Regions from separate parts of the Homo sapiens genome. Here region 1 is linked to region 2. The links are chromatin contacts, found by Hi-C or POLR2A ChIA-PET in ENCODE. All regions are on one chromosome and are shown on one strand. The core of a region is the stretch at or near the end of the contact, and the rest is flanking DNA. Distances in the headings are between cores, read along the strand shown.

Region 1 (3,243 bases), core at 450-2,949, 48 kb before region 2:
TCCCAGCTGCCCCTCAGTCATGACACTCACCCTTAGACAGAAGGATCAGCTCTGGGCAGGCAAATGGCACTTTGGTCATCTCTCCTTTCTTTGCCACTTTTTCCCTTGAACAAGCCATCTCCGAAACCCACCTCCCCCTTCAGAATTCTTATGTCATCTTTCATCTCCCTGACCAAAACTTAATGTCTAGAAAGTATCCAGTAATCTTTTTTGGCTGGGCGTGGTGGCTCACTCCTGTAATCCCAGCACTTTGGGAGACCAAGGGAGGCGGATCACAAGGTCAGGAGATCAAGACCATCCTGGCCAACATGGTGAAACCCTGTCTCTACTAAAAATGCAAAAATTAGCTAGGTGTGGTGGCACATGCCTGTAAGCAAGACTCCGTCTCACAAAAAAAAAAAAAAAAAAAAAAAAATCCAGTAATCTTTTTTAAGCTCAGATACAAATAACCAAGATTCTTTGAAGTATTATTTCTCCAGGTATTTGTATTTATTGGGGACCAAACCTTAAAAATGGAATGTATCTATAGAAGTCTAAATTGAAGCATCACTATTAAATTACTGGTAGGTAGCTGGGGGACCAACAGTCTTTGAAACCACATCACCTGAATTAGGCCATCCTATTGGCCAGTGTTGGATTTGAGAAGACAGTGATAATATCTGCTATATTCTGATATAATCTGATAATATTTTGCTTTGCATCAGCTGAACAACCCTGACATTTTTAGAATGCTCAGATCTGCTTTTCTAGTACCAGAGAATGACTATAAGATCAACAGGTAGGGAAAACTTCAGATAGAGAAAAATTGGAAGTTATAAAGAAGATAGAGTGTTTTAATAACAACTGCATCTAACCAGTTTTTAGGAACTTACTCATTTTATAAATGTAATATTCAAGAGAAAACTGAATAATTTTATCAAATCCAGTAATTGTTATTTATGTACATTGAGAATTCACTCATCAATATTTATTGGCAACCTTCAATGTCCCAGGTGACCTGTCATGCTTTCTTCTAATCCTTGTCCTTATCCATGCAGAATTTTAAATAGTTGTAATCATGGCATATAATTTTATTTTTCTTGCACTTACTATATCATAAGCATTTTTATGTGCTGTTATTTAGATATGTGACTTACATTCAATATATTTTCAGAAAAAAATATCTTTTTAAAATTAGTCAAATGAGAGGTGGCTATGAAATGAGAAGCTCCCAGAATTAATGGGAGGCATTATTAATGCCATGAGAGCCCTTTCCATAATTCCAAACTATTTTACCTGGAAAATTTCCAAGGAACATCATCATTTGTGCCCAGTGCAAGAATCAGGCAGCTTTGATTGGATTAGAGAGAAGCTAACAGCCCTCTGAGAATTTATTAGGTATAATTTATTTACATACTAGACATTATTAGTATGTACTCATAAGGCATTTTGCAGAATGCTCTTCATAAAACAGCAACAGCTCTAGTGAAAAACTGTTTTGTTTCCAGTATAGCTTCTAGAGGCTTTAAGTCTTCTCTGTCAAGGTTCCAGTGACTTTTGGAAACCAAATGAGAGTGATGGATTTGCCAGACCAAAGGCTTCCTCTGTATAGTCATGAGCTGCTAAAGGCTGAGCTTCAGTGTTTTTTTTGCCTTCAAATGAAAGCAAGCTGCATAGAGACTAGGACTTGGCAGGGCTGTGAAGTGAGCAGAGGAAGGGCGAGTATGAACAAGCAGGGAATGCTGGACTCCTACTAGGCTGTCTATCTAGCTAAGATGATTATGATTCAAGGAGGAAGTACAAAATGGTATTAAGGCTCTCTTCCTCCACCCTTAAAAATGTGGGTGAAGATAAGCTACATTTTCCCAGAATCTGCTCAAAACAAGACAAAAGCAATGTACTGAGCCAGGTGAGGAAGAAAGGCAGTGCACCCCACAGACAAGACTGCCCTGGTTGTACGGTGCTACAACATGATCTCAGTTGCTGTTAAATAAGTTTCGCAAGAAACTGAAGAATGGAAAGACAAGAGGTATGTGGATTCTGTGAATATGATATAAATAGAAGAAAAGAGTGTATTAATGTGAAAGGGTTTTTTCCTCTTTTTGCTCTTTTTTTAAAAAAAAATTTTTGACAGAGGGAAGTTGTTGCAATAAAAATCCATCAATGATCAATTCTACTCTCTTTGTCATTTTGCCTTGTGCTACATAGAACCCCAAATCAGTCACTACTAAAAACAGACAAACAACATCCACCCACCTTTCTCTTCCCACAGCTTTGACTAATGCCTCTGCCTCTGCCTCTTATAATAGGGGGGATCAGCCCCTGATATGTCATGAGTGGCACCCAGGATACTAACTATAGAACCCTCACTTCCTAGTCCTCTTCTTGGCCTCAACTCCTGCTATACAAGAGCTGGCCTTAGAAAAGCCAGCTTGACAAACTGTTATAAATTAGCAACAATAGTTGTTTATTGAAAGCCTATTATGTGCCTGCCTCAGGTCCACCCAATTCCAAAAGCTCTTCTCTTGCTTTGGAACCACATGTACTATTTTTGGTCAATATCTCTTTGTAGGCTATAGGTATTTTTTTAAGGCAGGGCAGCAGAAAATTGAAAAGGTTCCTTTACCCAAGGACTCCTCAGACATTTCAACTGTCTCATGCTTATGTGTATATACAAGAGGACAGTTGTGAGGAGGATGCCTCAAACTCCTGGGCCACGCTACTTCTCTTTTTCCTTTCCTTCCTTTTATTTCCTTCTCCTCCCTGCTCCTCTCCTCCTCTCCTTTTCCCTTCTCTTCCCTTCCATTTCTCCCCAGGTCCTCACAGTACTGCTCACAAAGATAACATGGCAAATATATTTAAAAGATAAATGTGGTCTATATAAATTTATTACATACCAAAGCTAATAACACTATATGAAATATTCCTAAGGCCTGTATCTTATGATTTTTCAATGAATTAAAACAGATAATTTGGTTGCAAAGTTCTTGTAGAACAAAAAAGTATATTTAAAAAGAAAAATTAAAGTGACCCAATAGTTTTCTTGTGTTACAAAAACAGGTCAAATTTCTGCTATTAGAATAAGACAAAAGTTGAATACAGAACTAAAGAGACGAATAGCTACCTTGGCATATTATAAATTCATGTTATCTTATTTCAAAGGTGCTTTCACTGGTGCTTGGCAAACTTTCCTTCCTTGTTCATTTCATAACCCATTTTGTAGAGCAGCTGTTCTGATCTTTCTGTTTTCCTTAGATCCCAATC
Region 2 (3,096 bases), core at 237-2,736:
ATCAACTGCTAGTACTTGCTGCTTCCATTTTGTCTCTTCACATTTTGGACAAGAGGAAAGACACAGGAAAACTGAATATACTTCTTTTTCTTCTAACCTAAGGATCCTCTTCTTCCTTACACTCCTGCTTCAAAACGCCTTTTGACCCTTAAGCTTTAAAAGGATAATTTAAAAGCATACTTGGCTATTTATATGGGAAGGAACTGTGTGCCACTGAATAATAATTCTCCTAAACACACTGTGGGTACTGCTTCCAGCCCCTTCCTGTCATTCCACTGCTGCTTTGCAAACCAGCACAGAGGCAGAGCGAGCTTCAGGTTGCAATGAAGTCACAACAGAGTAACAGTCTTTCCACATCAACAATTCTCCTGATTCCCACAGCACGGACAACAGTAACACTCTGTGTGTAGGTATATCCCTGGAATCTCCCAGAGACAGGTGGTAGGGAGGTCTACCCTCCTACAACAAAAAATGTCCTGCTTCTTTATTTAGTATGTGGAATCACAAAACATTATTTTTCTGAAAGAACCTAAAAGCTCATCTAGTCTAACCTATTTATTTTGGTATAAAATTATTTTATTATTCAAATTTATTTATACTGTAGAAAAATTAGAAGTATCAGCAATCAAAGAGAATAAACATAAGGTCATCCTACATTTTACCTCTTAGAAATATTTCACTTAACTTTTTGGAGAAAAATCCCTCCAACTATTTTATATATGTGTGTGCATATGTATGTAACTGATATACATGGTTAGGCTTTGTTCCCCACCCAAATCTCATCTTGAATTGTAATCCCCACATGCAGAGAGAGGGCAGTGAAGTGATGGGATTATGGGGGAGGTTTTCCCCTTGCTGTTCTCGTGATAGTGAGTGAATTCTCACAAGATCTGATGGTTTTATAAATGGTTGTCTATCCTGTGCTCTCACACGCTCTCTGCCACCACGTAAGATGTGCCTGCTTCACCTTCTGCCATGATTGTAAGTTTCCTGAGGCCTCCTCAGCCATGTGGAACTGTGAGTCAATTAGACCCCTTTCTTTATAAATTACCCAGTCATGAGTAGTATCTTTTTTATTTCTATTTTTTATTTTTTTAGAAGGGGTCTCGCTCTGTCACCCAGGCTGGAGTGCAGTGGCATGATCTCAGCTCACTGCAACCTCCACCTCCTAGGTTCCAGCGATTCTCCTGCCTCAGCCTCCTGAGTAGCTGGGACTACAGGGGCATGCCACCACACCTGGCTAAATTTTGTATTTTTAGTAGAGACGGGGTTTCACCATGTTGGCCAGACTGTTCTCAAACTCCTGACCTCAGGTCATCCACCTGCCTTGGCCTCCCAAAGTGCTGGGATTACAGGCATGAGCCACCGTACCCGGCCACAGGTAGTATCCTTATAGCAGTGTGAGAACGGACTAATACACACACACACCCAATCGGAATGTGTTGTAAGAAATGTATCATTAGGCAGTTTTGTCACTGTGTAAACATCAGAGTGTACTTACACAAACCTAGATGATATAATGTACTGTACAGCTCAGCTATATGGTTTAGTCTGTTGCTCCTAGGCTACAAACCTGTACAGCATGTCACTGTACTGAATACTGTAGGCAGTTGAAACATAATGGCAAGGATTTGTGTATGTAAACATTGAATTCAGTAAAAATACAGTATAAATAATTTTAATATGGTACACCTGTAGAGGGCACTTATCATGAATGGAGCTGGTAGGACTGGAAATTGCTCTGGGTGAGTCAGTGAGTGAGTGGTGAGTGTATGTCAAGGCCTAGGACATTATTGTATACTACTCTAGACTTTATAAATGCTTAGGCTAAATAATTTTTTTCTTTCTTGAAAAATAAGTTAATTTTAGGTTACTGTAACTGTTTTACTTTATAAATTTTGAAATTTTAACTTTTTGGTTCTTTTGTGGTAACACTTAGCTTAAAACACAAACTCATTGTGCAGAGCCACAAATATATTTTCTTTCTTTATATGCTTATTCTATAAGCTCTTTTCTACTTTAATTTGTTTTTCTTTTTAAACTTTTTTGTTAGAAAAATAAGCCACCAACACTTATTAGCCTATGCCTACAGAGGGTAAGTATCATCAATGTCACTGTCTCCCATCTCCACATCTTGTTCCACTGGAAGGTCTTTAGAGGCAATAACATGCATGGAGCTGTCATCTCCTGTGATAACAATGCTGTCTTCTGGAATATCTCCTGAAGGACCTGCTTGAGGTTGTTTTACAGTTAACTTTTTTGTATGTAAGTAGAAGGAATGCACTCTAAAAAAACTATATAAATTATAATATAGTAAATACATAAACCAGTAACATAGTCATTTATTATCATTATCAAGTATCATGCACAGACATAATTGTATGTGTGACAGTTTTACAGGACTGCGGCAGAGTATGTTTGTTTCTACCAGCCTCACTACAATAATGACACTGCAACATTGTACTATGACATTACAACAGCCACAGCATCACTGAGTGATAGGAATTTTTCAGTTGTATTAAAATCTTATAGGACCACTATTGTACATTTGGTTGGTCCATTGTTGAGAAAAACATTATTATGCAGGGCATGACTGTATATAAAAATATATATGATAGTTTCTTTTATCAAAAATGGGATCATATTATACTTCTACTTTTTGGCCCACTTAATTACAGATCTGCCACTACTAGCTGTGTGTCAAATTTCTTAATTGCTCCATCTTAATTTCCTCATCTATAACACGGGCATTAACAACAGTCCTTGTGTTGTTTCATATGTTGCTCACTGGCATAACAACAGGGTTGTTATGAGGATTAAATGAGTTGATGCTTGTGAAATGCTTAAAATAGTTTTTTTTTTTTTTATTGTTTTGTTTGTTTGTTTTTTGGAGACGGAGTCTTGCCCTGTCGCCCAGGCTGGAGTGCAGTAATGAGATCTCAGCTCACTGCAACCTCTGCCTCCCAGATTCAAGTGATTCTCCTGTCTCAGCCTCCCAAGTAGCTAATTGTTTTGTATTTTTAGTAGAGAAAAGATTTCACTATGTTGCCCAGGCTGGTCTTGAACTCCTGACCTCAGGTGATCCACCCACCTCAG

The links. A loop is a pair of places that touch in the nucleus more often than their neighbours do. ChIA-PET counts read pairs that join two places held with the same protein, here RNA polymerase II (POLR2A).
Region 1: a map of posterior cingulate gyrus shows a loop between it and region 2 (8-fold over the local background). The contact joins two enhancer-like sites. A Hi-C loop is called at or near these places in 1 of 168 maps with a recorded cell type or tissue (posterior cingulate gyrus). POLR2A ChIA-PET finds 5 or more read pairs at or near these places in 1 of 52 experiments (MCF 10A).

The regions. Positions count from the first base shown.
Region 1 is chr4:101,648,672-101,651,914 of GRCh38, reverse strand. No RefSeq gene overlaps it. Among named protein-coding and RNA genes, the nearest start is that of BANK1, 140 kb to the left of the region's middle. Within about 2 kb of position 1,699, at least 5 of the 41 ENCODE cell types and tissues checked have a DNase peak (open chromatin) inside an H3K27ac peak, as active enhancers do.
Region 2 is chr4:101,600,986-101,604,081 of GRCh38, reverse strand. No RefSeq gene overlaps it. Among named protein-coding and RNA genes, the nearest start is that of BANK1, 190 kb to the left of the region's middle. Within about 2 kb of position 1,486, at least 2 of the 41 ENCODE cell types and tissues checked have a DNase peak (open chromatin) inside an H3K27ac peak, as active enhancers do.